Linked DNA regions of Homo sapiens: region 1 is linked to region 2. A link is a loop called in an ENCODE intact Hi-C map of the cell type or tissue named here. Cell type or tissue: Caco-2. All regions are shown on one strand. Each heading gives the region's core, and the rest is flanking DNA. Links, peaks and the distances in the headings are about the cores only.

Region 1 (15,563 bases), core at 3,881-11,880, 960 kb before region 2:
ACTTGTGGTTATGGGGGTCGCACCATGGTTCCTTTCCAGATGGGAATACTTCCAAACTCAGGGATTAAGCAAGATTAAAAACAAAAAGGCCCTCTAGAAAGGGGTTAACCTCATTTCCTCAGACATAAAAACTGTCCTTGGCAGTTGGAAACAGCAGAGTTGACTCCACGGATGACTGATGCCCCTTACGGGTGTTATATACCTGTCCACGCCTGCCCCTGGCAGGGATTTAAACATTCCATGCTGTTCCATGAATCCTAAATCAAATAGATTCATCCTGGCCCTTGGTGAAGCCTAAGAGCTGGCGAGGCTTATGTTAAATTGCCCTCTCTGGGCTCCTGCTCCTGAGCTGACAGTCACAAATTCCCCTTAATGAGCACTCCTGAAGTAACCAAGGCAGCGCTGTGAGCTAAATTAAGATTCGAGAGCCCAGGCAGGGAGAGGGAGGTGTTTGCTTTGGCTGAGAAGGTGCCTGGGCCCCGGCCTGTGTGTTTGCCTGGGTGCCCTGATAAGTGGGCTGCATATTAAGTGCCACATGGTGGGACCAGAACCATCTGCTGTATGTCTGAGAGGTCACGCCTGCTGGCCCTTTGGGACCTGGTGGCAGAGGGACCCCGTGTCAACCTGTCTTTGGCTTCCTTTGTGGCCCCGTGGTCACTGAAAAGCCAGAATGAATATTCTTCCTTTCGGAATAAAAATTGAGCTGTGGAAGTTTTGTTTGCTTTGATGAATTACTTCCAGGCTGCTGTTTATTTGGAGAGCAAAGCTCCCCAGCTGCAGGGTGGGTAGAGGCTGCGGTCACTCCCCTCGTCAATGCTGGTTCCTGTTCCTGAGGCCGAGAGAACTCCTGACAGCAGAGTGGGCATATCTTGGTAGTTGCAGCTTTTCAAGACAGTGTGGCCCAGTGGGGAGAGAGCAGAAAACCTGGGTTATGCTGGCTCTGCCATTTATCAGCTGTGTAACCTTGGGCAAGTGATACAACCTCTGTGTGCCTCAGTTTCCTTTCCTCACCTGTCCACAGGGGATCATAATCTTGGCCCTGCATGCCTTACAGGAGCGTTAAGAGCATCAAATGAAACAATAAAAATGAAAACATTTATAAATGGTAGTTTGCCATACATATTTTAATAAAAGTGCCTGCCCTTCAATCCAGCTCTCTGCACTGCCTGGGGACAGTGTTAGCAGGAGGACACCACTCTGACAGGGACCTGGACTTCCGCCTCTTCTGTTTGGAGAGAGTTAGATGATCACATCTCTTATATGTACAAAAGCTTAGTGAATGTAACTTAAAGATATTGCTTGCTTGTAGGCTTCTTGAGGGGAGGAATGATGGTTGGTTTCTATGGATTTGTTACAGGGGAAGGGATATCTCAGCTCAAAGGATATCCTGCGTATCCAAGCCTTCCTCCACTTGTGCCCCACACACTGTCCCCTCTACTTTCTCAAGGAAGTTTTTCCTGCAGCTCTGCTCCCCTCTCCCACCACAGCATCAGTTTCCCTCTCTATGCATGTTTCAGCACGTGAGCATGTCTTAAAGCATCCCTCTGGGCTCCTGCTTCCCTTTAGCTCCAGCCCAGTTCTCTGCTCCTGTCACTGCTCAACCCCCTGGAGGGGTTGTATCTGCTCACTGCCTCAGCCTCTTTCCCTTCCACCCTCTCCCCAGCCACTCCCAGTCCCCTGGCTAAATGGTGCTTGTCCATGATCACCCTGACATGCAAAATGGCCAGTGGTCCACATTCCATCCTGCCACACTCTACTGGCCCGTCTCCCCTTGGAGCTTGTGCTTCTCCAGCTTGTGCTTCTCCAGCTTGTGCCTGAGGCCATACCCACTTATCTGCTGTTCCTTTTCGCACCCTGGCAGTGCCTTCTCAGCATCTCTGCTTCCTCTCTCTCCGCAACTGTTGGAGAACCCCAGGGGGCTGTTCTCAGCAATTTGAATACCTCCATCTCTGGTCTTCAGAGGACATTGTACTCAGTCCTGTGGCTTCAGACACCAACCAGACATGATGACTTGCATATTTCTTTTTCTAGCTTAGACTTTCTCTCTGAGCTCCACTGATGCTCACCTGTCTACTCGACACCTCCTCTTGGACATCAAATGTCATCTGAAACTTCAAAAAGGGCAGCCAGAACTCTCCATCCCTCCAGCTCCTTGCCTCTGATGGTCATGCCTCCCTGCCTTTCTCATTTCAGTAAATGGCACTGCCATTCTCTTCGCTGCTCAGATCAAAAGCCCAGGAGGTGCCCTGACTCTCCTCTTTCTCTTGCATCTCATATTTGGTCTACTGGTGAGTCCAAGCCACAATCATCCCTTGCTGGCACTTTCATGGTAGCCTGGTAACTGGTCTACCCTTGGCCCCTACAATCTACACTACATGTGACAGACAAAGTGAGCTTTTTAAAGCATCAATCACATCATATCACTCCATGGTTAAAATTATTCAGTGGGCTTCCACTCTATCCAGAATAAAATCCAAATCTCTTTCCCCTGTGCATAAGGCTGGTGTGACTTGGCCCTTGTGCTCTTGCTCCCTGCCCTCCAGCCACTCTAGCTTCCTTCCCACCCTGTGGCCAAGCAAAGCTTCCCCTTCAGGCTTCTCGCTTTCCGCTCTGTCTGCTAGGACTGTGCATTCCCAGAACGCGGCGTAGCTGCTCCATTCTCATGATGCAGCTGTCAGTTTAAAGTTATCTTCTCCAGCAAGGCCTCCCCAACCTACCCAGCTAAAAGCAGTCTTCCCAGTTACTGTCTACAACATTACATAGTTTAGCTATTTCATAGCACTTATTATCCCCTCAAACAATCTTACGTATTTGTCGACGTGTTCATTGTCTGTCTCCTTCCTCCCCCTAGAATGTCAGTTTCTCACGTGCTGGGTTCTGTCTTGTTCTCTGCTGTAGCACCAGCACTAGTAGTAGTGCCTGGCATAAGAAGGCACCCAACATATACAGTGTTTGCTGACTGATTGGCTGTTCATTGCTGTTCAGTGCCTGATACCTATCATCAGAGTATTTGGGGCATAGATGGGGACTTGGAGATCACTGAATCCAGTTTTTTATTTTTTTTTATTTTTTTTTATTTTTTTTTATTTTTAGACAAGGAAACTGAGAATGAGACAAGATCACAGCAGAGGTGGGGCTGTCTCAGGCTTAAGAAAGGACCTGACAGTGTTGCTGAGGCTGCTGGTCCTGGTGGTGAAGAGAGGATAGTAAATAAGCAGGCTGGCGGCCAAGCAAGGCGAGTACAGGACCAAGGCCGGCTCTCAGTTGCGGCGCTCCATCCATGCACAAACCTCTTCCTGCCCAAACTGCACACGGCTGGTGGAGAAGCTGAGTGCAGGCGCCACAGGGCAGGCATCAGTCATTATACATCGAATCTGCCAGCCCATACCATCACGGTGGGGGCGCCTTTCTGGCAATGTGAAGGCAATGTTAAGCCTGCCTAGTAGCCTTTGGGTTATGGGGAGGAGGCTAAGACAAAATGCAGGCCTGGGGTAAGGGGCCCTGGGGCTTGCCCTGTGGGTGTGTTGGGGATGGAAGGCAGAAAGAGAAAAGGCCCAGCCACAGCAGATGGGAGATGGGCAGCTGCCAAGAGGACGGGGCTGGGGGTGGAGGGGGCAGTGATGCAGACCAAGAAGAGCCTTCTTCTCTTCCTGTTGTCTGACACGCCACTCTTACTTCCTCTGTGATTGTTATGGTGTCCTCGGGCCTGGGCCTTCAAGCAGTGTTTACACTCACAGCTCTTTGGCAAGAACCACACTCTGATAGGGGAGTGAGACTTTAAGCCAGGGGTTCAACGAGTTACCAAAACATCACTCAGCCCCTTCCTGTTTGTAGAAGCCTGAGCAGAGGAGACAGCTGACTTTGGGAACAGAGAACAAAGGAGCTGAAGATCTGGAAGAGACAGAGAGCAAGCTCTGCCAAGAGGGACAGGAGCACCTGGGCCGCCCACCCACTTGGGCCTGTCTTGGTGTTTCTGATGCTGCCCCTTGAGGCTTTCTCGAGAAGGAATCAGAGGCTGGGCACATGTGACTGACAGGCAGGCCAGTCCTGTGGCTTCAGGAATATGCAGGAAACTCCCTACTCCCCTCCCACCTCACTGTGTGCTCCCCACAAGTGTTGGTGACCTGCTGCCCAGGAGGAGCCACCGAGGGAGGTGCACTTACATTGCTTCTGCAGAATGCTCTGTCTGGCCTTGATGAAGGCGATGATGTCCGAGTCCGTCTGGCTGTCTCCGGTGAGAGGGATGGACGACACTGGCCTCTTGGGGATGCTGGAGGCAACCACGTGTCACATTTTACTACACTTTACAACTGGACTCACCACTTATATTTCCAAAATGCTTTTCCATTTTAGGTGACTGATCTCACTCAGAAAGCTACATGACACGGCTGGCCTGCTTCTCACTCCCTCCTACCTTCTCTGTGTGGCAGCCACACTAAGCCTCTTGTCATGCAAATTGGGTCAAGTCATTCCCTGCCATAGACCCTGATATGGTTTGGCTGTGTCCTCACCCAAATCTCATCTTGAACTGTAGCTCCCATAATTTCCACGTGTTGTGGGAGGGACCAGGTGGGAGATAACTGAATCATGGGGACGGTTTCCTCCATACTGTTCTCGTGGTAGTGAATAAGTCTCATGAGATCTGATGTTTTCATACGAGGTTTCCCCTCTCACTTGGCTTTCATTCTGTCTTGGCTGCCACCATGTAAGACGTGCCTTTCACCATGATTGTGAGGCCTCCCCAGTGACATGAACTGTGAGTCCATTAAATCTCTTTTTCTTTATAAATTACCCAGTCTCAGGTATGTCTTTATCAGAAGTGTGAAAACAGACTAATACAGACCCTTTAGTGGCTTTTCACCACTCATGGAATAAAACTTAAACTCTGTCCCATGACCTACCAGGCTGTGTATGATATGACCCCGGGTCAGGGGCTCCAGCTGCCCCCTTTTCTTTCAGTGACTTGCATTTACCAAGCCACTTCCAGCCTCAGGGCCTTTGCTCTGATGCTTCCTCTCCCTGGACTGCCCTCCCCACCACCCGTCACATGGCGGCTGTGCTTTCTCTCGCTGCCTTCTCTATCCTCTTACCACCACCACTCTTGTCCTCCCATCCCTGATTTACCCAAACCAGCACCCCTTAACCTGGGGCCCATCAACTTCTGTGCCCAGCTTAGATGTCATATCATTCAGTGCTGTGTCCTCAGAGCACCCTCATTCCCCACGTGGCTTAGCTAGTTGACCTCAAGGCAGAGATTACTGTTCTCCTGTCTCTCCTTAAAAACAGAATCATATTTAGCTAAGTTGCCACAACTAAAAAAACTACCTTTCCCAGACTCCTTTGCTGCGATGTGTGGCCGGGTGACCAGGTGCTGGCCAATGAGATTTGTAAGTAGAAGTGTTGTGTGGGAATCTCCTTAGAAAGGGAGGGCTGTGTGTGCCCTCCCCCATCCCCTTTTCCATCCAGCTTCTCCATATAGCATTCCCCTTCAGCAAACTCAGAGCAGTACACTTGCCTGGCCTTGCCAACTTTCCGTCCATCCTCACCCCTGTGCCTCTGCACAGCAGGAGGTGGTAGCCACTTCCTTAGAAGGCAGTAAGGACGGTATGTAACAAGGGGCTGGCCATTCCCGCAGGTAGTTTGGGTGTTGGCTTTCCCGCTGCAGGCCAGCCGGAAGCACTAAAGCAGAGTCCAGGCAGGCAGGGCAGAGGCTGTGCTGGTGAAAGAGGCTGAGCAGCCATTCTAGCCGGAGGATACAAATGCCCATGGTGCTGATCAACTCTGGTAAGCCTGGAAGCAAATGCTGCTGGGTCTTCAGGCCAGGCTTGTCAGCTCCCTGCTCTGCTCTGTGGTGGGGCTGCCCTGGGCTGGCTCTTTCCCTTTCTGGCCCCCAGGTACGTCTATTCACAAGAAGATATGAAACAACTCTGCCCAACACAGGGCCCTGGTGACTGTGGGAGAAAACCTCCCCGCTTTGAGTTGGCCTGTGTGAGAGATTCCAGGGAATTCCCAGGGGACCAGGGCAGAGGCCAGACCTGGGTTCTGTCTGTGTGGCTACTGGACGAGGGGCTTTTTCGGGGAGTAGACTGGAGATGGAGGCCCACTCCGCCCACTGCAGGGGCTGTCACAGGCATAACAGGAGAAGACCACAGACCTGTCTTCCAGTGGGGTGCTGGTGCTGCTCTGTTTCTGGCTGTGTGGACTGGGGCAAGGCGAGGGCAGGATTTTCCTGGCATTCACATCACTGCAAAACACAAACAAACAAAAGCAAAAGGAATGGGGGCAAATTTATAGAAGGAAATTCAGGGTTTATATCTAGGAGCTGTTATGGACTGAATGTGTCCTCTCAAAATCCCTATGTGGACACCCTAATTCCCAGTGTGATGGCATTGGGCAGTGGGGCCTTTGGGAGGTGAATAGATTTAGATGAGGTCCTGAGGGTAGGGCCCCTGCACTGGGATTAGTGTCCTTATAGGTATAAGAGGAGGATGAGAAACTACAGTGCTCTCTCTCTCTCTCTCTCTCTCTCTCTCTCTCTCTCCCCCCCCTCTCCCTCCCCCCCTCCCTCTCCCTCTCCCTCCCTCTCCCTCTCTCTCTCTCTCTCTCTCTCTCTCTCTTTCTCTCCTATGTGAGCACACAATAAGAAGGAGGTGCCAGCAAGCGAGGAAGGAAGCCCTCAGCAGGAACTAAATCTGCTGTGCTACGGACTGGAGGTTTGTGTCCCTGAAAAGTCATGTGTTGAACCTAATCTCCAATGTAATGGTAGTAGAGGTGGGGCCTTTGGGTGGTGATTAAGTCATGAAGGTAGAACTCTCATGAATGGGATTAGAGTCCTTATAAAAGAGACATTGGAGAGCTCCCTTGCCCCTTCCACCATGTGAGGATGCGTCGAGAAGACAGCTGTCTATGAACCGGGAAGGGGGTCCTCACCAGACATCGAATCTGCCAGTGCCTTGATCTTGGACTTCCCAGCCTCCAGAACTGTGAAAAATAAACGTTTGTTGTTTGAGCCACTCAGTCTATAGTATTTTGTTATAGCAGCCTGAGCAGACTAAGACAAGAGCCAAGAGTCCTGTCTTGGATGGTTTACACAGTAATTTTCTTTTTTTCTTTTTTTTTGAGATGGAGTTTCACTCTTGTTGCCCAAGCTGGAGTGCAGTGGCATGATCTTGGCTCACTGCAACCTCCGCTTCCTGGGTTTGAGCAATCCTTCTGCCTCAGCCATCCAAGTAGCTGGGATTACAAGCATGCATCACAACACCTGGCTAATTTTTTGTATTTTTAGTAGAGATGGGGTTTCACCATATTGGCCAGGCTGGTCTTGAACTCCTGACCTCAGGTGATCCACCCACCTTGGCCTCCCAAAGTGCTGGGATTACAGGCGTGAGCCACTGTGCCCGGCCTACACAGTAATTTTCATTGTTAGAGCATGCATCTGTTGGCTGTAGCAGCTGAACAACAAACGATGGCCACAACTGTCATTGATAGACACGCCAGGCTTCGTGAAAGTGCTCTGCAAATATCATGCCATTTAATCCTCTCAATGACCTAAGAGGTAGATGTCATCGTCTCCATTTTATACATGAGAAAACTGAGGCTTAGACAGATTAAAGAAATTCTAAAGTTATCCAGCTGGTAAGTGGCAGAATCGGGAACTACTCAGGATTCTTTGAGGCTTCAGAACCTGTGCTCTCAGCCACAATGCCTTCTAACTGGGCTTGACTCTGTGGCATTCTAGGAACACACGCTGGCCTACCCCTGACCACACTGCCTGCCCCTGGGACCTAGCTTCATGCTGAGAGAGGAGTCAGATCCAACAGCTCATTAGATGCAGCTGTGCCTGCTCACCTAGGCTGCTGACATGTGCGCCTTGCCTTGGATTCCTGGCCAAGTGCAGTGGAACCCAGAAGCTCCTCTTGGGAGGTGAAGAGGCGCGTGGACACGGCTGGTTGGAGGCCAGTGTATTCCACATGCCTGTGGTTACAAGGTCCTTACTCTAAGTTGTGCTGTAAGGAGATCTTCCTCGCTTCCTGCCTGGAGACAACCTCAGAGCTGGAAGAGGCCTAAGAAGTCACCTGGGTACAACCCTCCTTTTACACTCTGGGGACACTTGGGCTGAGAGGCAGGCTAGGGTTAGAGACAGGTGAGCCGGCTCCGCGGAGTCTGCATCTTCAGTCCAAGGTACTCTACAGACCTGACAAACTGCGTGTCTCACTCATGAGTATGGCCCCTTCCCCGGCTCTGGCCTTCCGCCTTCCGATCTCAGCCAATGGCAAGGCTGCTTCCATAGGTCACGACTGTGGTCAAACAAGCAAGAAAAGACACCAGAGCCTGGGGAAGCCCCCCCTCACCCACCAATGTCCATTTCCTAGCAGTGGAGAGACTTTCCACGAGGTGCCCTTCATGGTGGGAAAGCAGAGATCCCTGTGCTGGGTCTAGTGAGGACCGATGTAGGACCAGAGGTAGCCACCAGGTGGCAGGCTCTGCACGCTTTTCTTCAGAGAACAGTAACCAATTCTCAAGGCTCCTGCTGAGTGGTTCCTGGTGCAGCCTGGAGAAGGGAAGGAGAAAGGGCTTTCCATCCTGCAAGTGCTTTCATGACAACGGGTCAAGGTCAGTTTGGAAGCTGTAGCAAATTTGCAAGACCAAGGCACTGGCACAAAAATGGCTCATTCACTCAGTGGCTTCCCAGTGGAGCCTTGGCTCAGGTTCCAGGGAGAGTTCACAGGTGCCAAACTATTGAAAGGTGGGAGGGGGTGGAAGAGGATGGAGAGATGGATGGGGCAGGGTAGAAGGGCACGATCACACCGTGGCCAATAGGGGCATCTAGTACTCTTTGCGGAGGCCCAGCTGCCCCACCTCATGCAGGAGGGCAGTGCAATGGAAGGCTGGGGGCTCTCGAGGGAAATGACTCCTCAAACCTGTAAGCTGCTCAAGCATCCTGTTCCTGGATGCCACAGCTTGGTTTCTGTAATTCTGGGGATGATGCCATAAATGACCTCTGCCCTCTCCCTTTGCCCAACCAGCCTTTGACACCGAATTAATTTCTCATGTTGACGCCCCTCTGGAGAGAGAACATACCAGCCATCAGAATGAAGTATCTTCCTTAATAAGGATTAATAAGCCATATTAATAGTAATTAGGCCTTCTGGGTTGCCAATCAGAGTGTTTAGTGGGATCAGCTTCCAGGACCTGAGCATCCCTGGGGAAGTGATGAATCAGGTTTCTTTCAGAACCTGATGAGCAGAAGACCAGCGCCCCGCTACCCCCAGTTCCCCACCTGCGGCAATTCTCAGGAGCAGCCGCTCTGGAGCTCGGGCAGCAACAGCCGCTGGGCCCTCGCTCTCTCACCCTGGCGGCTCTGACCGGGCACTGACCGGGCAACATTTATCTGCTCACAGAGTGACCGTGTCGGAGGGACCTTTGCACATCTTACAGATGAGGCAAGGGAATCCCAAAGTGGGGAGCTGGCTTGCCCGAGGGTGTGCTGTCGGAGGGGCCATGACTGGGATTCATGTGATTCAAATCTCAATAAAGGGGACTTGTTGGAGGTGGTCAATAATGACGTGACACACACCTTTGAAGTCCAGGGTTCTCGACTGCAGGGTTAAAGGTCTCTAGGCAAGCACATCCAGGAATCATCTTAAGTTGGAATACCTAAGGAATCTCCAGGAATGCCCAAGGCCAAGACAAGGTGGAAGGAGCACTATTCTGATGGGTGGCACAGCAGACAGTCCCTGGAGGCCTTGCCCAGGGGCTACTCCTTAGACCTATTCCACCATGGACTCTCTCGGAGATGCCGGCGGATAAAGGCTGGCAGCGGCATGATCAACAAACAAGCAGTAAAGAGGCAGCCCTGGCTGCAAGGGAGTATGACAAAGGGAATGAGGCAGAGAGGAGGAAGAAAAGGAGAAGGGGGATGTAAGGCAGGAATAGAGATAGGCAGAGCTGACAGTGGAGGGAGGGATGGGAGAAGAGGCGAGTGGAGGAGGGAAGGAGGCAGGCAGAGGGCAGGGGGAGCAGTGGGTGGAAGGAAGAAAAGGCACTTGCCATGGAGTGTGAAGGTCTAGGTTTAATTTGTGGCTCTTTTTTTTTTTTTTTTTTTTTTTTTTTTTTGAGACAGGGTCTTGCTCTGTCTCCAGGCTAGAGTGCTGTGGTGTGATCTCAGCTCACTGCAACCTCTACCTCCTGGGTTCAAGCGATTCTTCTGCCTCCGCCTCCTGAGTAGCTGGGACTACAGGCACGCACCACCATGGCTGGCTAATTATTTTTGTCTTTTTAGTAGAGATGAGGGTTCACCATATTGGCCAAGGCTGGTCTTGAACTCCTGACCTCGTGATCCACCCACCTTGGCCTCCCAAAGTGCTGGGATTACAGGTGTGAGCCATCATCCCTGGCCTAATTTGTGGCTCTTTGTGTTATTAACTACAGAGTTAAAGCATCTCATTCCCTTTCGGGGCCTCAGTGTCCTCATTTACAGAATGGGGAGGCTGAACTCTGGGTTTCTCAGCTGAAATGGCAAGGGCCAGTCACAGGGAATTCTGGGTTTCCACACCTTAGAAGGTTGGCCTTTTAAGGAAACACAGCTTTACCCTTTAAAAATCCTGGCCTCTTGGGAAAATCAGACGGTGTGGACACATTGGAAGAGCGGATACCCCAGGCAGGAGGATCTGGTGGTGGGAAGCACATAAAGAAAGCGCCTTGTACAAAATATTACAAAATGTGGGCTGGTAAATGCCAACACCTACTAGATAACATTATGGACATGTGTCCCTAAAAGGCAGTCATTGATCCTAAACACAACTGCTGTGAGGAATGAGGGGAGTGCACGACTCCGACAGGCCTGGGTTTGAGTTCACCACTGATTAGCTGGTGACCCTGGGCAAGCTACTTCATCTCTCTGAGCCTGAATTTTTTCACCTGTAAAGTGGGGGACCATGATAGTAGGCACAGTGCTCATGTATTTTGCACCTGGCCCAGGAGGGCCCTCTACAAAGGCTACGAGATATTATTGCCGTCAGAGGAGAAGGCCAGTGCTGTCTCCCTTGGGAACGTGGGAATGCCAACAGCGAATCCTTCACGTGAGATGTTCACAGGGAATGTCTGAGACGCCATGATGGCCTGAGACAGGGTTCCCTACCTGGCTTACCGTGGCAGAGTTCTGTAGGCCCGTTACTACCAGCATCTAAAGCAAGTGGCAAGGATTTCTTTGTCAGAGGTGGAGCCCCTAGAGCTCTTCCTTTCCAGTCTCTGGCGGGGTTACTTTTCCTCTCACCTGCCTAGTGTGACCGTCCCATCCAGGAATGCTGGCACTCCAACAACTGTTGGAGGAGGAAATATGGGGCAGCCAGCCACTCAAGTTGAGGTGTTTTAACAAACACTGTTCAGGACACTCAGTGATCTCTGCCCAGGAATTAGAGCATCCAACCAGCTCGCCGGCAGCAACCACAGGGGACAGGGCTGAACAGCGCTCTAGGGCTGGCTGAGAGCCATCTTCCCCAAGACCCTTCTGCCAGCAGTCACCGAAGGGGCTTGGGGTGGGGGTGGGGACTCTGGGAGCAGGATTTTTGGAAAAGCTCCTGTGGGTGATCTGATGCACACCTTTCAAATTCAAGGTTCTGAACACTAGGATTAAACTTTTTTTTTTTTTTTTTTTTGCAAGCACAGTGTATTTCTTTTCTTTCTTTTTTTTTTCTCTTTTTCAGACAGGGTCTCGCTCTGTCACCCAGACTAGAGTGCAGTGGTGCAGATCTTGGCTCACTACAGCCTTGACCTTCTGGGCTCAAAAGATCCTACCATCTCAGCCTCCTGAGTAGCTGCGACTACAGGCATGTGCCACCACGCCCGGCTATGGATTTGTGGGGAGGTAAGGATATTTTCATATTTTGTTGTAGAGACGGGGTTTCACCTTGTTGCCCAGGCTGGTGTTGAACTCCTGGCTCAAGCGATCCACCGGCTTTAGCCTCCCAAAGTACTGGGATTACAGGCATGAACCACTGTCCCTGGGCAAGCATAGTGTATTTCTACCTTGCATCTGTCGGGCCCCTTGCTGACACACCTGCCCCTCTCTCTCTCTCTCACACACACACACATGCACATGTACACACTTCAATGTCTTTGAAGCCAAAGGAAAAATGAGAGACAGGGCTTTCTACTCGCTGAGCAGGATATTGCTACCAGTAGAAGCTACCCAAGAGATCAGAAAAGAGGGTACAGAAATAGCCAGGGGTTCTGAGCCTCACAGCTGAAAGGAGAGCTTATTCTCATGGGGCAGATACACAAGGGCTCAGCACAGAGCCAGAGCAATGATTGAGGAAGCTGAATCCTCCTCGTTGTGTTTTTCAGATGTGCTGTGTGGAGTCCTGGAGTTTCAGCGAGAGGGCTCCGTGTGTGGAAGGTGCAGGTATACAGGGGTTGGAATTCAAATTTACTGGCCTCTAGAGGTTGGCAGGTGCCCAGGTGAATGCATGGAGTGGGCCAGGTGCAGGGCACAAATGCTAAGCTGCCTGCATTGCCATGGCATAGTGCAGCTGCCTAGTTATTCTGCTTCTGCAGTTTTAAAAATCAATAGACTATTATTTAGAGAAGTTTTAAGTTTACAGAAAATTGAGCAGATAGTACAGAGAATTCCCTTATACTCCTCTTCCCCACCTTTCAGTTTTCCTTATTATTAACATTTTGTATTAGTGTGATAAATTTGTTATAACTGGTGAATGAATATAGATACATTATTATGAACTAAAGTCCATGGTTTATGCAGGGGTTCACTCTTTGTGCTGTACAGCTCTATGGATTTTGACAAATGCATGACATCATCTATGCAACATTACAATATCATACAGAATAGTTTCACTGCCCCCAAAATTCCCTGTGCTCCATCTATTCATCCTTTCCTCCCTACAAGTCCATGACAACCACTGACTATTTCACTGTGTCCATAATTTTGCCTGTTCCAGAATGTTATATAGTTGGAATCATATAATACATAGTCTTTTCATATGAGCATCTTTCACTAAGCAATATGCATTGCAGGTTCATCACTTTTCATGGCCTGATAGCTCTTTTTTTTTTTTTTTGAGATGGAGTCTTGCTCTGTCACCCAGGCTGGAGTGCAGTGGCTTGATCTCGGCTCACTGCAACCTCTGCCTCCTCGGTTCAAGCGATTCTCCTGCCTCAGCCTTCCAAGTAGCTGGGATTACACGTGCATGCCAATATCCTTGGCAAATTTTTGTATTTTTAGTAGAGGTTGGGTTTCACCATGTTGGCCAGGCTGCTCTTGAATTCCTGACCTCAAGTGATCCACCCACCTTGGCCTCCCAAAGTGCTGGGATAACAGGCCTGAGCCACTGCACCCAGACTTGATAGCTGAATAATATTCCACGGTTTGTTTATTCATTCACTTTTTGGAGGACATCTTGGTGGCTTTCAGTTTTGGGCAATTATAAATAATTATACAAAAAGCTACTATGAACAATCATATTCTGTTTTTTTTTGTGGACATAAGTTTTCACCTCAATTAGGTAAATAACTAAAATGCAATTGCTGGATTGTATGGTAAGATCATATTTAGCTTTGCAAGAATCCATCAAACTGTCTTCCAAAGTGGCTGTGGGAGTGCAAAACCATTTTGCATTCCCTCTAGCAATGAACGAGAGTTCCTATTGCTCAACATCCTCACTGGCATTTGGAATTGTCATTTTTTGTTTTATTTTAGCCATTCTAATATGTATGTAGTGGTATCTCATTGTTGTTCTAATTTGTATTTCCCTGTGTGACACAGGATGTTGTGTACCTTGTCATGTACTTATTTGCCATCTGTATCTCTTCTTTGGTGAAGTGGCTGTTCAGATCTTTTGCCCACTTTTAAACTGAGTGGTTTATTTTCTTATTGTTGAATTTTTAGAGCTCTTTGTATACTTCAGATACAAGTCCTTTATCAGATATATGTTTTGCAAATATTTTCTCCCAGTCTGTAGCTTGTCTTTTAATTCTTTTAAAAATATCTTTTGCAGAGTGGTGTTTTAATTTTAAATAAAGTCCAACATCAATTTTTTCTTTCATGAATCTGCATTGTCTTCCAAAACACCAGGCTAGCCAAACAAAACACATCATGTCAGTTATTGACCCTGGGCTCAGGGGCTCACATAGGAGATGTGTCCTAAAACCAGAATGTGAGGCAGTGAGAGGGCACTGGGTCTGGGATGGCGGTGCTGTAGCCCTGGGCAGATGGACCCAGTGGCTCCTTCCCTAGTGCGGTGTCCGGCATGCAGCAGATGCTGGAGAGATGGACTTCAGGATGGCACTATGCCAGCCACAATGGGCACTATGCTGTGTGCCAGTTCCTACTGCTAAGTGGAGCTAAGTGTGATGCCCAGACCCATGGGGGTGCCACTGCTCTGCAGCAGGACTGCTACTGAGGGCACACTGACATTGCATGGCCTCTGTTTTCACATGGGTCCAAGCCCAGATTGATAGATGACGATGGCAATGACCAGCCTACATAAGGCTCCTGAGAACGGTCACGTGGACATTTGCTCCCTCCTGTTGCAACATAGCTTAGCCCTGAAGGCCATCTGGGATGGAAGGCATGGCTAGCATGTGACCTGCTGCCCTGCAACGGTGACCTGCTGGCTAGCTGAGTTGCCACCCTCCTGTCTCAGGCTGCCCTTGCAGGGTACACAGACCAGGTTTTTAAGCCCCCATCTTGTTCAGCATCCATACTGCAGGGCAGGAAACTGAGGCTAGAAGACCCAGGGAGACCCCCAGTCTGGCCACTGTGGAAGCAAGGGAGTAGGTTTGGTGGGGCTGAAAGTGTTTAGGCTTGGACAGATGATCATATCCCAAACTGGCTCACATGGGACATCTATCCATTTGGAAAAAAGAAGTTATGTCCTTACCTCATCCCATATGCAAAGACACAATGCAAGATTAAAGATCTAAATGTAAAAACACACAATGATGTAGGAACTAGAAGAAAATATGGAATAGGTGACAAAAGCTGCTTTCTAGCTGAATGACCTTGGTACAAGTCATTTGACCTACTTCTCCGTTGCCTCATCTGGAAGCTGAGAATGGTTATAATAGGGCCTGGCCTCAAAGTCATGGTGGTCACTAATTGGGTAAGCATTGGGAAAGCCCTTGAGAGAGTGGCCCACAGCAAGCAGCCTAGGACAGGACCCGCTGCCCCACCATGCAATCAGCACTTGCTGCTATACCATGATTTCATTAATTTCAACAGTCTGATAGGTAGAAAAGTGCTACTGCCTTGTTTTAGTTTGCATTGCTAATGACTAGTGAAGTTGAGCACCTGTCTTCCATGAACTGCCTGCCCATGCCCATTTAAAAAATGTTGGCCAGGTGTGGTGCTCACACCTGCAATCCCAGCACTTTGAGAGGCCAAGGTGGGAGGATCACTTGAGCCAAGAAATTCAAGACCAGCCTGGGCAACATGGTGAGACTCTTCCTCTACAAACAATATCTATATTTTTAAATTAGCCATGTATGGTGGCACGTGCCTGTAATCCCAACTACTCAGGAGGCTGAGGCAGGAGGATTGCCTGAGC
Region 2 (15,563 bases), core at 3,677-11,676:
GGATTTGAGTGAAGATGGGGGAGGTGGGAAGCAAGGCAAGGAAGGGCAGGAATCTTCCGCACTGGAGTCCTATCCTAGGTTCCACTGTGAGCAACTGTGGCTCAGTCCCACTGCAGGCCTTTGGAAGACCATGTGGGACATGCCTCAGAGTGGACCCTGAAGCAACAGGGAGCTGGGGCACTTATACACCAACTCCATCAGCTGTTGGTTGAGGGCTGCGCCCAGGGGCTGTAATCCCCCAGTGTTCTGGATGCCACATGGCAGGCAGAACAGGATTCAATTGCCAGAAAAAGGCCCCAGGCACAGACATGCAGGCAGTGCCCAAGGAGAGTTAACCTGAGAGTGGCTACAATGGTGAGACCAGGGGCATGCGAGTGGAGCTCCAACAGTGATTACCACAGACACAAGGACTGTCCCAGCTGGAGGAATTAGAAGGGACCATCCCAATGGGGTGCTATCAGCATTGGTTGGAATGAATTTCCTTGTGTGGGACAATAGCCCTTTGCAGTATGTTGGCATCCCTGGTCCCACCCACTCAATGCCCATCATACCTCCTAGTCACTATGACAAACAAAAGTGCCCCCATACATTTCTAAACACCTCCTGTCTCCAGTTAAGAACCCCCAATACAACCAATCCCTTCATTTTCCAGATAAAGGACTGTCACTCATCCAGCAACTCACAGCTAGTTGTGAGAGGCCAAGCTAAGTCTGAAATGCGAGTTTCCTTAGTTGTTATAATTGCTTTCTCAAAAAAAAAAAAAAATTGGGATGGCTTAGTACTCATTCATTCATTCATTTATCACAATTTATTCAGATGTCCTGTCTGAGCTCTATACCCTTGTCTCCCCTCGCTCATGTCTAACCTGGCACCTTCCTGCTATGGCCTCAGGCCTGTCCCCAAGGATTTTGGCAGCATTGGTACCCTGTTGCCAATGAGCTCTGTGTGAGGGGAGGGCTGGTGGCTGCAAAGTGGCCTAGCACAGGCTGTGGCTAGATGGGAACTTCACTCTTCAAGAAGGCTGCCCTAATGCCTCTCCTGTAGCTGATGAAGGCTGCACAGCCGCAGTGATGGTAATGAGGCCCTAAGTCCCTAACATCATGCTCCCGGGAGGGAGACGCTACCCAGCAGCCCTCTCCTTGCCGCCTCCACACCATCCATCTGCCGCCCACTTGCAGCACCTGCAGCCAGGCCTGGGGCCACTCTCCACCCTCCAGGCCCAGGCTTCTCTGTGACTGGCAGTCCATTCAGGCCTGGCACAAACTACTGGCATCAGGCGCAGCATGAGTGCCATGCCAGCCTTGGAAATTATGGAGCATCTCTGGCTGCCACCCCAGGGGCCTGGTTACCCCACCCACCTCCAGCCATAATCCACCTGGCTCCCTCTGCTCTGTGCTAAGGGCTGGGACCAGATGGCGAATGATTGGGGCTGATTTACAGTGACAGCTAAGTCGGCTGAGGATGAGGTGTGGATGTCAAAAGGCACTGAGTAAGGGGCCTGCTAGGTGGGGGTGGGGTAGGGATGGGGACAGAAGCAGGGAAAGGAGGGGTGATCCCGAAACAGAAAGTGATGCAAAGAGGAAAGAAAAAGCCCAGGGCCATGAGAGGAGAGAGGAGAGGGAGAACAGAGGCTGGGAGAAGGGGAAGAGGGAGGAAATGAGTGTAGCTGCCATTAATTGAGCTCTTACCATATGCCAAGCATGGATGTTCTCAGGGCCCTGTCCAATATGATAGCCACTAGCCACATGTGGCATTTTAAATTCAATTAAAATTAATTATAATAACTATAATTACAAATGCAGTTCCTCGGTCACGTTAATCACATTTCGAGGGCTTGATAGGCACAAGTGGCTAGTGCACTGGACCGTACAGATAGAGAGCCTTTCCATCATCCTAGAATGTGCTAGCGGGTGGGCGGTAAAGGGGAGGCAGATATTAAGTAACAACAGTGCATGTTGCTGATATGCACATATATCTCTATCCATCTATATATCTCTACATGCATATATATCAGGCACTGTTCTAAGAACTCTACATAGATTTATCCACTTATATCAGCTGTAGATGACAGGTTTTTCTATCAGAGGTCAGCAAACATTTTCTGTAAAGAACCAGATAGTGCATATTTTAGGCTTTGTGGGCCATATAATCTCTGTCACCACTGCTCACCTCCGCCATTGCAGTGTGAAAGCAGCTGTAGACAAAACGTAAATGAACGGGCATGGCTGTGCCCCAGTAAAACTTTATGGGCACCATGAAATTTAATTTTCATGTGTCACAAAGTATTTTTCTTTTGATTTTCCAACCAATTAAAAATGTAAAAACCTTTCTTAACTTGAGGGTAGAACAAAACAGGCATCGGGCTGGATTTGGCTCATGGGCCATTGTGTGCCGACCCCTGATTGACATCATCCCCATCTCACAAATGTGGAAAGTAGGACACAGACAGACCAGATAGGTCACTGGAGGTCCCATAGCCACAAATAGCGAAGCTGAGATTTGTACCCAGGTGCTTGGGCTCCAGAATCCAGGCCCTCAGCCTCCCCACACAACAATGAACAATGTAATTTCTGGTAGTGATCATTACTTTGAAGAAACTAAGAGTGTGATATGGTAGCAAGCATGAGAGACATGTCGTCTAGATCAGGTGAACAGGAATACTGTACTGATGAGGGAGGCTTTGGCCTAAGACGGAGTGACAAGAAGGATGCAGCCATGGCATGACCCAGGGCACGACATCTCAGGCACGAAGGAGACAGCAGGTGCCATACTCTGCAGCAGGGTCATGGGTCAGCATGGCCGGGGAATGGAGTGAAGGCCAATGGCTGACTCCAAGGACAGGGGGTTGGACATGGAGTGAGGCTCATGAACTCTGATAAAACAGGCACCATTTTAAGTTTGATGGGTAGTCACTGGGGCATTTTAGCAGGAGAATGACTGATACAATTCATGGTAAAACCAAACCTCATCCTGGATGCATAAGAGAAGAGGCAGGAAGCTAGTTAGGAAGCTGCTACAATCGGTCACACAAGCAATGGTGGCAGTGTGGAGTGGGGCAGAGGCTGTGGAGATGTAGATATGAGAACAGATTTGAGTTATCTTTTGAATTGGAGCCAACATGATTTATTTTTCATTTGGATGTGAAATGTGAAGGACAAGGAAAAAGTGGAATGACTCCTAGTTTGGGGGACTTGAGCAATGGGTGGAAGGCAATGCCATATAGAGACTGGGAGGACAAGGAGAAGTACAGGTCTAGGGTGGGGAAATCAAGATTTCTGCTTTGGGACATGCTAAGTCTGAGATGTCATTGGACATCCAAGCAATGATGGCAAGTGGATGGTTCTATATTGGAATCTGGAGACCACTGAAGAAGCCAGGGCTAGAGATATAAATTTGGGGAGCAGCAGCAGGTAGGGGGTTGTTAAAATCATTGAATCAAAGGAAGGTACAGGTAGGGAAGAATAGAGGGTCTCGGAACTGCACCCAGCATTGGAGGAAGGGCCAAGGTGGAGGCTCCAGCAAAGGACAGTGAAAAGACGCTGAAGTCAAGCTGAGAGAAGAGAAGCTGCACGCAGATAAAGCTGCATGCAGATAAAGACTCAGATAAAACATTTATACTATATTTAACAAAATATTGACATTTGTAATGTAGGGTTTTTATAAATAATTATAAAGGCAAGTCTATAGAAAATAAGTGAAGAATATGAACAGGCAATTTATAGAAAAATAAAAAGGCTAATGTTTCAGCCAAGACCCAGGCAGAACACAGAATTTACACCCTGATGGTTCAAATGATGGCAATTAAATAAAGCATCAGCTTGTAAAGAAATGCACAGAGTTAAAGGAATAGGCAAGGGATGATGAAGTGCCCAAGGCTGGCAGCAGCAGGAAGCTGTTACCTCTCCTATGGCTAAAGAGGCAGAAGGGGCTAAAGAGGTAGAAGTTGAAAGAGGGGCCACCCCATGGGAGCTGTAGTTTTAGAACAATGCCAATACCAGAGGCATGGGGCTGGAGCAGGAAAAGAACACCTTGACCTCTCTCTTCTCTCCTCCCACCCTTCAACCTCCTGTCCCCCAGCATTCCAGGAATCTATTTCATAGACAAACACACATACATACAAAATATCAGCAGAAAAATCTTCACACTAGCATTGTTTAGAATGGAAAAAACTGGGAACAATATTAACATCTATCAATAATATTGATGATGATGTTGATAAAGATTATGAAAGCCAATAGGTATATGATGTGTGTGCATGTATGTGTGTGCATGTGCACTTACTATATGTCAGGCTTAATTCTAAGCAATTTCCATGCATCATCTTGTTTAACAATAATCCTATGTGGCAGGTACTATTATTTTAGTTTACATTGAGTAAATCAAACATCAATAAGGTTCTAGTGAAATCATGGTATGGGCATACTATGGAACACTGTGCAGCCATTTAAAAAAGGAAATAGGTCCAGATATATGAATCTGGAAAGAAACACATTGTTAAGAAAAAAGTCGCAGAAGTATTTGTATAGTGTGATTCCTTTTATATTTTTAAAATAGCAACTCTGTGTGTATTTCTATGTGTACAGAAAAGATCTGGAAGGATACACTCAACAAATAATGGTGGTCACTTAAGCAGAGAGGGTTGGACCAATGGGAGTTGAAGAGGAGTGGCATTTTTATTTTACATATAATCAGTATATACTGACATATTACTTATGGATGAAAAAATAAAAGGATCAACTGAAGAAGTAAAAGAAAACAGAGGACAAGAACAAGTCCCACTGTTGAAACTGGGATTTCAACCAAGCAGGCTCCTGTCCCAGTACTGCTGCATTTTAGCTGTAAGTTCCTGGGTAAACACATTGCTTCTCCAAGCTCGGTTTCTCCATCCATGAAAGGCGAATATTAATCATGGTACCCACCTCCTCAAGCTGGCATGAGATGCACATGAGAGACGTGTGAGAGAGTGTACATGAGTCATGCAGCCTGGTGAAGAACGCCCTACAGACGCTCAACAGGGCATGCTCAGCATGTGCTGTGCTTCCAGCCCCTGGGAGGCTTGAGGAAAGTGAAGGTGGCAAGTGGAGAGGGGATGGAGGGCCCACTTCTGTGATTCTGTGGCCAGGACTCTAGTCCCTAGAGTTTACAGGGCACTTTCTTCCCTGCTCACACAGAGCTCAAAACCCAGCACTCGGGGTTGACTCCACCTGCATGCAGCCAGCACATCCTCTCTGTTTGGCAGGAAGCAAATCATGTTCAGTGGCTCTGCAGCCACATCCCCTAATCCGAACTGGGAATGGAGGCCACAGTCATTCAGTAGAAAAGTGAGTTAGAGAATCACACACGTACGCCTCTTTGACCTTCTAGGAATTAATACCAATGTTTTATAAAGTGTTGCCAAGCCACTTTGAGGGCCTTTTAAAGTAAAGCTCATTTGCAATTCACACATTGAGGTTGATATGGAACTAAGTGGTGCCAAGAGAAAGAGTTGTGTCTACACACTCCCCAATAAGCTTCTTCAGAGGGTTATCTCCACCTAATGCTCACTGACATGGAACTAAGCTTTACAGCCCCAAGAACTGTATTGGTGAAACAAAAGTCTGGAAAGATAAATACCAAACTTATACCAGTAGTTAACTCTAGGGTGTGTGTGTGTGTGTGTGTCTGTGTGTTTATGAGGGGGTGAGACATTCCTATTTTCCTTCCAGTATTGATACAGTGCTTGGCTCTGTTGTGATGAAGATTGTTTTCAGATATTTTACGTGAAAAAAATTAATAAAATAAGAAAAAAGAAAGGCACCAAATGGGATTGTTCTGTGGAATACACAATATTATAGACGTATGAAGAAGGACCTGCACTTCCTACACATGAAAGTAGTTACGATTTATAGAGCCCTGATTTGGTCCCAGGTGCTGTGTTACAAGTGCTAAGCTACTGAGTCATGCAGATGACTCCACAAGGTAAGCATTATTCACCCCATTTGCAGAAGAGGAAAGTCGGGGCAGGGGTAGAACCACACCCTAAGTCATCAGTGCATGCATTCGCAGATTAGTGTGAAATCACAGAGCAATGAGAAATGGATTTCCTCCTCCCGGACAGAGTCAAAGAACCTCACCAGGAGGCTCTCCCTCCCTCCCTACCTAAGAGTCTTCAGAGAAAACCTTACAGCATCTGTTCACATGATATCAAGGAGCAAAACGCCAGCGAAATTAGAAACCCCACCATTCCGCCTTGCTGGAAGGAGCCAGGGAAGATAATCAATCTTCAAGATGAGGCTGCGAAGCAGAGCAAGCCAGGCTTGGCCCTTTTCAGAAAAGACCCCAAACAGGGGGTCTGGGCTGTTATCTCCTGGACGCTGGTCCTGTAGCCAGCTTCCAGGGGATAACAGGGGCGGCAGCCCGAGAGGGTCCCCTTCTCTCCAGAGGGGGCAGGCAGCAGGCTCACAGCTGCCCTCTCCCAACATTAAGACAAATTTATAGGAGTGCCAGCAAGGCGTAAAACACACGAAGATAGGCTGTTCCTCACTCCAGCCTGGCTATTCAACCCCCTCACTCCTTCTCCAATTCTGCTTCCTCACCTGCTTCCCGTAGCTGAAGGCAGAAGAATGCCTTAAAGACCCTTCAGTCACCGACAGAACAAGCCTGGCCTGGAGCCGCTCTCTTGGTGGCCACGCCCACCGCAGCCCCAGGACCCCTGGACCCTGTGCAGGGGGCTGTGTGCCCTTCCCTGGCTCGGCTTCTCCAGATGTTCCTTGTGGCTCTCCCTCCCCTTCCTCGCACCTCACTGGTGGCAAAGAGCCAAAGCCCCCGCACACAGTCAAGCTGGCAACCCAACTACATGGGATTCCTATGGCTGCAGATGGCCTGAGACGACTCTCAACCTTGACAGGATCTAGGGCTGGGGGCTTGAGATAGTCAACCAACGCCCAGCCCCTGGACGGGGTTAGAGTCACTCCTCCACCTCGTGGTCATTGTTGGAACTACACCCTGGGAAAGCCTGTCCTGAGAGGCACTTACTCCAAGGGATGATGGAGGAGGTTTGATGATGATGGTGATGGTGATGATGTGATGATAATGGTGATGATGTGATGATAATGATGATGGGTCATGAGTGTAATCACTTACCTCTTGCCACTTTCTGCTCACATCACCTCCTCAAAAGGGCTTTTCCCTGACCACCCTGTGTAAAATAGCACCACCACTCTCCTTAACCCTGCCTTATTTTTTGTAGCACTTATCATCTAAAATATTATTAGTTTGCTTATTTGTTGTTCGTGTAAGCTCCAGGAAAGCAGGAGCTGTGTTTTTTTTCACTGATGTATCCTGTGTAGCTAGGATTACCTCACAGTTAGCAAGTGTTCAATAAATATTTGTGAAGTGAAGGGGTTGGTAAATGACTCCTCAATCTCTCCCTGTGCCCAGCAGTCCTCCCAGCTCCTGGCAAGGCCACAGATCCCTCTCCCGCAGACTGAGTTTGCCTGTAATACTGGGAACAATCCCCATGCTCGTCTGGGAGATGTAAGGACCCTGTGTTAGTCTGTTTTGCATTACTAAAGGAACACCTGAAGCTTGGTAATTTATAAATAAAGGAGATTTATTTAGCTCATGGTTCTGCAGGCTGTACAAGAATGGCACAGGCATCTGCTCAGCTTCTGGTGAGGTCTCAGGAAGCTTTTACTCATGGCAGAAGGCAAAGGAGGAGCAGGTGTGTCACATGGAGAGAGAGGGAGCAAGACAGAGGGGAGGAGGTGCCAGCCTCCTTTTGACAACCAGCTCTTGGAGTGAACTAATAAAGTGGGAACTCATTCATTACTGCAAGGATGACACCAAGCCATTCATAATGGATCCTCCCCTATGACCCAAACACCTCCCACTAGGTCCCATCACTTTTCAACATGAGATTTGGAGGGGACACACATCCAAACTATATCAGACTCCAGGTCTCAAATCTGCTGGTTTGGCCCCCACCGGCCTGTGGTGGTCTTGCCCTTGGTGGTCAAGACCCTGCCCTTGGTCCTCGCCTTTAGCATCTGCATCCCATGGTGTCATTCCTTGCATCTGCGTCCTCCCTGCCTCATCCCAGTGTCCATGCATGTTGCCCTCCCACTGATTGCCAGGCCCTGGGCTGGGTGTTTTGTGTTCACTACCTCTGATCTTCATGGCACCCTGCAAGGTGGGCATTGATTATCCTCATTTTTAGATGAGAAATGAGTTCAGAGAGATGGCACAACTTTGCACATGTGATTTATGCCACCCCTGTGTTTTCCAGAGATGGTCCCAATGATGCTAATGGGTGAAACAAATAAAGAAAAATACACATAAAATAAAGTTTCCATGGTGAGAAATTTCAGAAAACACTGGGTTCAGCAAAGCAGAATTTTTTCTATCAGGACTTCTTAGACTCTTTAAAATGACCATGTGCATGGCAGCCCCCAGTGGGGAGGGGTATATGCAGGGCACAACATTTCCCAAACCTATCTGAATTTGGAACCACTTATCCAAGGAGCATCTCACAGGACATGGCTTGGATAACAAATGCAAAATCGGTTTCAATCCTCCTGGTCAGGAATTAAGATCAGTGGATCAAGATCGGTTTCAATCCTCCTGGTCAGGAATCAAGATCAGTGGATCAAGATTTGTTTCAATTCTCCTGGTCAGGAGTCAAGATCAGCGGATCAAGATCGATTTCAATCCTTCTGGTCAGGAATCAAGATCAGTGCATCAAGATTGGTTTCAATCCTTCTGGTCAGGAATCAAGATCAGTGGATCCAGATTGGTTTCAATCCTCCTGGTCAGGAGTCAAGATCAGTGGATCAAGATTTGTTTCAATCCTCCTGGTCAGGAGTCAAGATCAGCGGATCAAGATCGATTTCAATCCTTCTGGTCAGGAATCAAGATCAGTGCATCAAGATTGGTTTCAATCCTTCTGGTCAGGAATGCCAGGGGTGTAAGTGGGTGAAAGTCAGGCCACTCCTGCGTGTATCTTATTTGATCTCCGCAACAGCTCCATGAAGAAGGAATCCTTATCCTCACTTTCCAGATGGGGAAGCTGAGGCTCAGGAAACTAAAGTAATTTTTCTATGTTGCCCGTAAATATTTGAAGCTAGTGGAGTGTGACTATTCACCGGGTGCTCTTGAATGATGGCGAGAGGGAAAAGGATTAAGACAGTTCACCGGGAACCAGGAGACATGGTAGTAGACATGGGATCTACATGAAAGGAGTTCAGGGAGGAGGATGTGACTGTGTCCAGTCTCAGGGAGTCACCCCAGCCCTGACACACGATGACTGCCACCATAACTTCCACGCTCCTCGGTCCAAGTTCTCAGGATGCTCCTGCAGTTTTAATTAAACGCTGTGTATGGTGGCTCATTAAGGAGAAAACAGTTGTTCTGTATCTAAGTAGCCTCAGGTCTCTTCACCACTTTTACTGCTCAAACAACATCGCAGATAATTTTATAGTGTTTGGACTTGGTATTGCCTCTAAGCCTGGCAGGACCTCCAGGCCAGAGCTGTGTGGCAAATCACTCTGCTCCAAGGACACCGCCCTCATTTCAACAAGGATTCCTGGTCAGGCCCTACCTCCTTTCTCTCTTCAGACCCCCTCCCACCCCAGGGAGGGGCTCCGCCTGCCCTAATGTTGGTGCCAGGATCCATGATGATGGGAGGTAGGCAGGCTTTGGAGGGGTTAGACTGTGTGTACCAGTTCCCACGACTGGAAGGTTGTCTCGCTTCTGAGCTCTGATACACCATTTGGCAACTTGGTCCCTTATTAGGTTATTTCATAGGAAAGGATTAGGAGCCTATTAACAATATTAGTTTACCCTCCCACAGCCCTTGCCACAAGCCAGGCATTGTTCTGAGCTCTTTACCTATAGTAACTTGCCAAATTCTTACAATAACTCTATAGGATAGGTATGGTTGTTATCGCATTTAATAGATGGGGTAACTGAGGCAAAGAGAGTTTTAAGTTTCTTGCCCAAGATTATAAACTATTAATTGGTGAAGCCAGGATTCAAACACAGGCTCTCTGGCCCTGAGTCTCTGGTCTTGACCACTGTGTTATACCATCTGCTAAAAACCCGACTTTCAGCCTTGGCCTTGCTCTTCGTCAGCTCCCCTGAGTAGGGACTGTAATTCTGCCACTGATTCCCAGCTCAGGGATGACAGCTTGATTGACTACTTATCTAGGTCTCCAACCATCACTTGATCCTGGATTGGCATCACCTTTAGCAAATTGTGTTTTCCAAAGATGGTACAGCAAGATCTTTAGAACGTTCACACTCCCTCTCTGAATCTGGACAGATCTTTGTGACTGCCTTTCCCAGAAAATGTAGCCAGAGTGACAAAATGTAGCTTCTGACGCTAATACAAGTGTCATGCACTCCTGCCTTTCTCTTTGGGAACTTGGCCGCTATGTTGTGAGGAAGCCCAGTTAGCCTTTGGAGAGACCCATGTGGAGATAAACTGAGGGCCCATCAAGTTCCAAGCTGACAGCCAGCAATGACTTGGCAGTCAAGTGAGTCACTTTGAACGTGATCTTCCAGCCCCAAGTTGAGTCACTCAGCTAATGCTATGTAAAGCAGAGGCAAGCTGTCCCCACCAACTCCTGCCCAAACTGCAGATTCCTGAACAAAATAAATGATTATTGTTGTTTTAAGCCCCTATGATTTGGGGTGGCTTCTCACATAGCAGTAGATAAGCAGAACACCAGCTGTGTCTGCTGGTGTGATTCTGGGTCATCTTCTCTGACATACCCTTATTTTATTGCTGGGCTCTATCTGCCAGGCCAGACCTCTCCCAACTTCTCTGTCCCCACAATACCTGCCCCTCGCTGATACAGAAAGAAGAATGGCTGGTGCTTTTCCATCTGCCCATCTCCCTGCATGTCACAAGGCGCTGCTGGCCTGGGCCCAGCTGCCAGCCATCCTCCCAGCAACACTCAGCCTCCAGACTGACTCTGAATTCCAGGGACCAGTTTCCTAGGCAGTGGGGCCAATTCCAAGCTATCTTCCAGCTCACATATTTTTGCTTCACCAAGAAAGCTATTATTTCTCCTTTTCATTGAGTGTATTACATCAATTATTTTTTGTTATAAAACTTATAGTTAGTTCTTTTGCAAATTATCCAGTCCATTTTTATTGTTTTTCATAGATCTGACACACTTTGAGTCCCCTTTTAATTTTAAAACATATAAAACATACTACTTTCATACTACTTTCGGTGTGATGGTTAAATTTATGCATCAACTTGACTGGGTTAAGGGCTGCCCAGATAGCGGGTAAACATTCTTTCTTTCTGTGTCTGTGAGGGTGTTTCCAGAATAGATTAGCCCTTGAATCTATAGACGGAGTAAAGAAGATCTGCCCTCACCATTTTGCAGGGGCATCATTTAATCCATTGAAGGCCCAAAATAGAACAAAAAGGTGGAGGAAAGGCAAACTCCCCCCAGGCTACCCCTGCTTCATGAGCTGAGACATCCATCTTCTGCTCATGGACATTGGAGCTCCTGGTTCTGCTTCTTTAGACTCAAGGACTAACACCCGTCCTCCCCATCCCACCCCATCCTGAGTTCTTCAGCCTTGTAGTAAATTACATTACCTCCTTCCTGGTTCTCCAGCTTGCAGACGTCTTTGTAGGGCTCCTTGGCCTCCACAATCACATCAGTCAATTCTCATAATAAATCTCCTCTTGTATATCTATATATATCCTTTTGGTTTTGTTTCTCTAAATAACCCTAATATGCTGGGTAACAAACTATTACAATGCTTCCTATTTTTTAAACATTTTTTGTTACTCTTACTCATGGTGGCTTGTTTCCCTGTGGGTTTGGGGATTTTAAACTGTGAGCTTGTGCCCTGTCAGCATTTTATCTGTGAAAATTCTTTGAGATCTGCCTTTAGAGTATATTCCTCAGAAAAGATTTGTGTTTGCTTCTGCAAGGCTCCTGGTGACATCATCAAGGCAGAATCACTGGCAAATTTCACATGGGTTTATTAGATTAAATATGAATCTTTAAGGACATGCCACCATGGCCAGCATAGATTTTTTTCCAGTTCCCCTGAAGCCCACTTTTCCTTTCCTTTACTATTGCAAGTATTTTAGGACCCCATCTCTACAAAAAATTTTAAAAAGTAGCTAGCTAAGCATGATGGCATGTGCCTGTAGCCCTAGCTACTTGGGAGGCTGGGGTGGGAGGATCACTTGAGCTCAGGAGTTCTAGGCTGCAGAGAGCTATGATTGTGCCATTGCATTCCAGCCTGGGCAACAGAATTAGACCTTATCGAAAAGAAAAAAGAAAAAAACAAAACGATTTTGTAAGAAGCATTTGCTCTATATTCTACTCTGGTTCCAGTGTTCCAATGTGTAAAAGTTTGCCACATTTTAACCTAAGTTAGTTTTCTTAACTACCTTCTTTTTTATGCGAGGTACCCCAAGCAGCCTTAAAAGAGTGGGCACCTGTGTTCAAAGAGGGAGGTAAATAAATGAAAGGAAACAAAAAAATTTTCATAAAAAAAGAAAAATTGTGCCTGGGTTTGTACCTGTTGGCAAGAAAAATATTCCATATGACTAACAACTAAAGTTCTTTCTAAACCATTTAGTAACTCTCAGTGCTATCTCCATAAGCAAATTACAAGTTTATTTTATCTTTTTTCTTAAAGTAAGTATGTTCCTCAACCTGAAAATGGCTTAACATCTACCTTAAGTTATTGTAGGCCTTAAGAAGCAATTCTCCAAAAATCTGTTTCCTGGAAATAATGAACTCAGCTTTCTCAGTAGTTCAGCATTCTTTTCTACCTGGTTAGTTTGCAAATGTGTGGTTTGACAATCTCTACATTAGAGCTGTTGTATTTGCTATCTATTGTCACAATAATGCTATCTAAGAAACCATCCCAAAACTCAGTGGCTTTAAACCATGAACATTTACACAGTAGGTCAGTGATTTAGGTGAGGCTTAGCTGTATGGTTCTTCTGATCCCAGCCAGGTTTGCTCATATGCCTGGAGCCTGGAGGTGGGCTAGCAATCGGCTGCTGCAAGCTACCCTTGGCCAGCGGGACTGAGAAACTTGGCTCTGCTCCATGTTCTCTCATCCACCAACAGGCTGTACTGGGCATATTCTCATGGCAAGGTCAGTGGTTCAAGAAAGCACCTTTTCAAGCCTCAGTTGTATTTTACCCACAAATATCTCCTTGGCCAAAGCCAGTCACATGGCAAACCCAGAGTCGAGAGATGGAGTATATCACCCCACCAGGTGACATAATGGTGGCAAAGTTACACAGCAAAGGGCATGAGTACCAGGAGAAGCAAATAATTGGAGCCAAGTGATGTAATCCATAACAGCTGGTGTCCGGGCAGCCCTCTCACAGGAGCCATGCCAGGCAGCTGGTCTAATCATCCATTAGGGTGTCCCTTGGTGACCAGAGCAGGAATGAACAGAACCCTCCTTCCTCAATCCTATTTGGGCCTTAGCGTCAGAGTCAATGTGTCTGACTCCCTCTCGCGCTCCTCACCTGCCCTGGATTAAAACTGCTAGTAACACAATTTTATAGTTTTCAGGGACCACCTAGGAAGGCAGCAGTCAAGCAGGGCTGATCTCCCTGCATCCAACACATCCACTTCCAAGCTCAGGCCAGAGTGGCTGCTTAGGTATCTGGGCATGCTACCGAAAATAAAATGTGGCTGGAGTTCAATCACTTGAAAACAGAACACCATTTCTTTCCTGAATTACCTGAGGGCATGTTAATAGATGGCTGTAGAGAATCTTTCAAATCTTCCATTCATCAATACCATGCCAAGGAAGGAAGCATAAATCAGAAAGCAGTTATAAGAAATTGTACACGGATGCAGCAAAGCTCAAGGTCAGTGCCCAGGCCATGCACCTGCCTTCCATACACCCAGAGCCCACAACAGGGCTGGGTGCACACCTGCTGTGTGCCTAATATGTGACCCCTGGCCTCTACTTCATAAGCAGAGAGCTGTTACACCTGTAGCTTGAGAAAGGCGAGGAGAATACCTGCGAGGGCTTTGGTTTAAACCCTCCGTATAGGATATATTTGTCAGAACTGTCATGGGAGCAGCTGACAGAAATCTAACTCAAGGTAGCTTAAATAGAATGAGAGATTTACTGTCTCGTGAAACCAAATAACGATGAAGGCCAGCAAAGAATACCGGGAGCCACAGACACAACTGTCAGAAGCTTTGCCTCTTTCCCTCTCTCTCCTCTACTTCCCAGCTTTTCCCTGTGTGAAGTCTCATCTCACCATTTTTCTCCACATTGTAGGTAGACGGGTCGGAGTTGTTGAGAAACTGATCAATGACCAGTTCTGAACACACATCCGTCTGGAAACTTTCTGGCCAGGCAGAAGAGGGCTCTCTCTTCTGAGCTCATGCTTGAAAATTCTAGGGAAAGGGTCTAATTCGCCAGGCCTGCATCATGTGAGCCATCCTGGGCTGATCACTGTGGCTGGAGTTGGGGTATGGAACAGGGGTGGGGCACCAGTGGTTAGCAGCTCTCATCAGAACCACGTGCATTTAGGAAGATGAGGAATACTGTTCTGGGCAGAATGAACCATGCACGTCCACCACAGAGGGCTGATTGTTCTAGCACAGGGACAGCTTTGAAGGTCCTCACCATGAGGTTCCTCACCTACAGAGCCTCACCAGCTTATGGGTGATGAGCACAGATATAGATTTTAAGCCACCCTTTTCTTGAGGAGAGGCTGGGCTTGGTCAAGTGAAATATGAATGGAGAAGGAAAGTAGACAGGGACTATCGTTTTCTTAAGTGTGCCAGGTACTGTCGAAGGCACTCAACAAGGCTTGTCTCCCCTGTTGATCACCTGAGAGATATTAATCTTTTTTGTTGTTGTTTGACACAGAGTCTCGCTCTGTGACCCAGGTTGGAGTGCAGTGGCACAATCTCAGCTTACTGCAGCCTCAAGCTCCTGGACTCAAGCAATTCTCCCGCCTCAGCCTCCCAAGTAGCTGGAAACTACATGCAAGCACCATCACACCCAGCTAACTTTTGTATTTTTAGTACAGACAGAGTTTTGCCATGTTTGCCAGTCTGGTCTCAAACTCCTAGGTTCAAGTGATCCACCTGACTTGCCCTCCCAAAGTGCTGTTATTACAGGCACAAGCCACCACACACAGCCAAGAGATAGATTCTTAGACCCATTTTACTAGTGAAGAATACTAAGGCTCAGAAAGGGAAAGTGAGTTACCCAAGGTTACACAGTGTTGGAGTGGGCACTTGAAATAAGCCTTCCTGACCACTCCGTATCAGCTCAGCTCTATAGATAATCTAACCACACTGTTAAACCATTTCTGAGCGTCAGCAACTCCACTGCTGTGTATTTACTCTAAAGAAATGATGGCTTATGGCCATGGAAAAACATGCATGAGAATGTTCACACCAACTTTATTCCTAATGGCCCCAGACTGGAAACAAGTCAATATCTATCCACGATAGAATGAATAAATAATTTGTGGCATATTCATACATGGAATACCACACAGCAAGGAAAAAGAACACACTATTTTGGGAGGCAGAGGTGGGTGGATCACC

What was found. Peaks named below come from ENCODE experiments on the same cell type or tissue, not always from the same donor. Only the 100,000 strongest peaks of a DNase experiment are listed, where the experiment ranks them.
Region 1: it touches region 2 in a loop (10-fold over the local background); 25 of 110 quality-filtered maps call a loop at or near these places.

Annotation. Positions count from the first base shown.
Region 1 is chr6:39,339,546-39,355,108 of GRCh38, forward strand. KIF6 (kinesin family member 6) reads right to left here. Exons shown (of 23, transcript NM_145027.6): 20 at 6,931-6,981; 21 at 6,155-6,244; 22 at 4,164-4,270. It overlaps LOC107986594 (a long non-coding RNA gene), which reads left to right and starts at 11,706. Exons shown (of 4, transcript XR_001744111.2): 1 at 11,706-11,866; 2 at 12,346-12,403. It overlaps LOC105375047 (a long non-coding RNA gene), which reads left to right. Exons shown (of 3, transcript XR_926774.3): 3 at 3,094-3,156. It also overlaps the pseudogene ANKRD39P1. RefSeq lists enhancers at 1-475, 3,750-3,799, 3,782-4,619, 5,294-5,795, 14,460-14,959. In Caco-2, for the core only: a CTCF peak has its summit at 8,472 (motif pointing right); a DNase peak (open chromatin) is centred at 8,466.
Region 2 is chr6:40,301,922-40,317,484 of GRCh38, forward strand. No RefSeq gene overlaps it. Among named protein-coding and RNA genes, the nearest start is that of LINC00951, 46 kb to the right of the region's middle. RefSeq lists a silencer at 2,911-3,094 and enhancers at 6,103-6,670, 6,671-7,237. In Caco-2, for the core only: a CTCF peak has its summit at 6,968 (motif pointing left); a DNase peak (open chromatin) is centred at 6,940.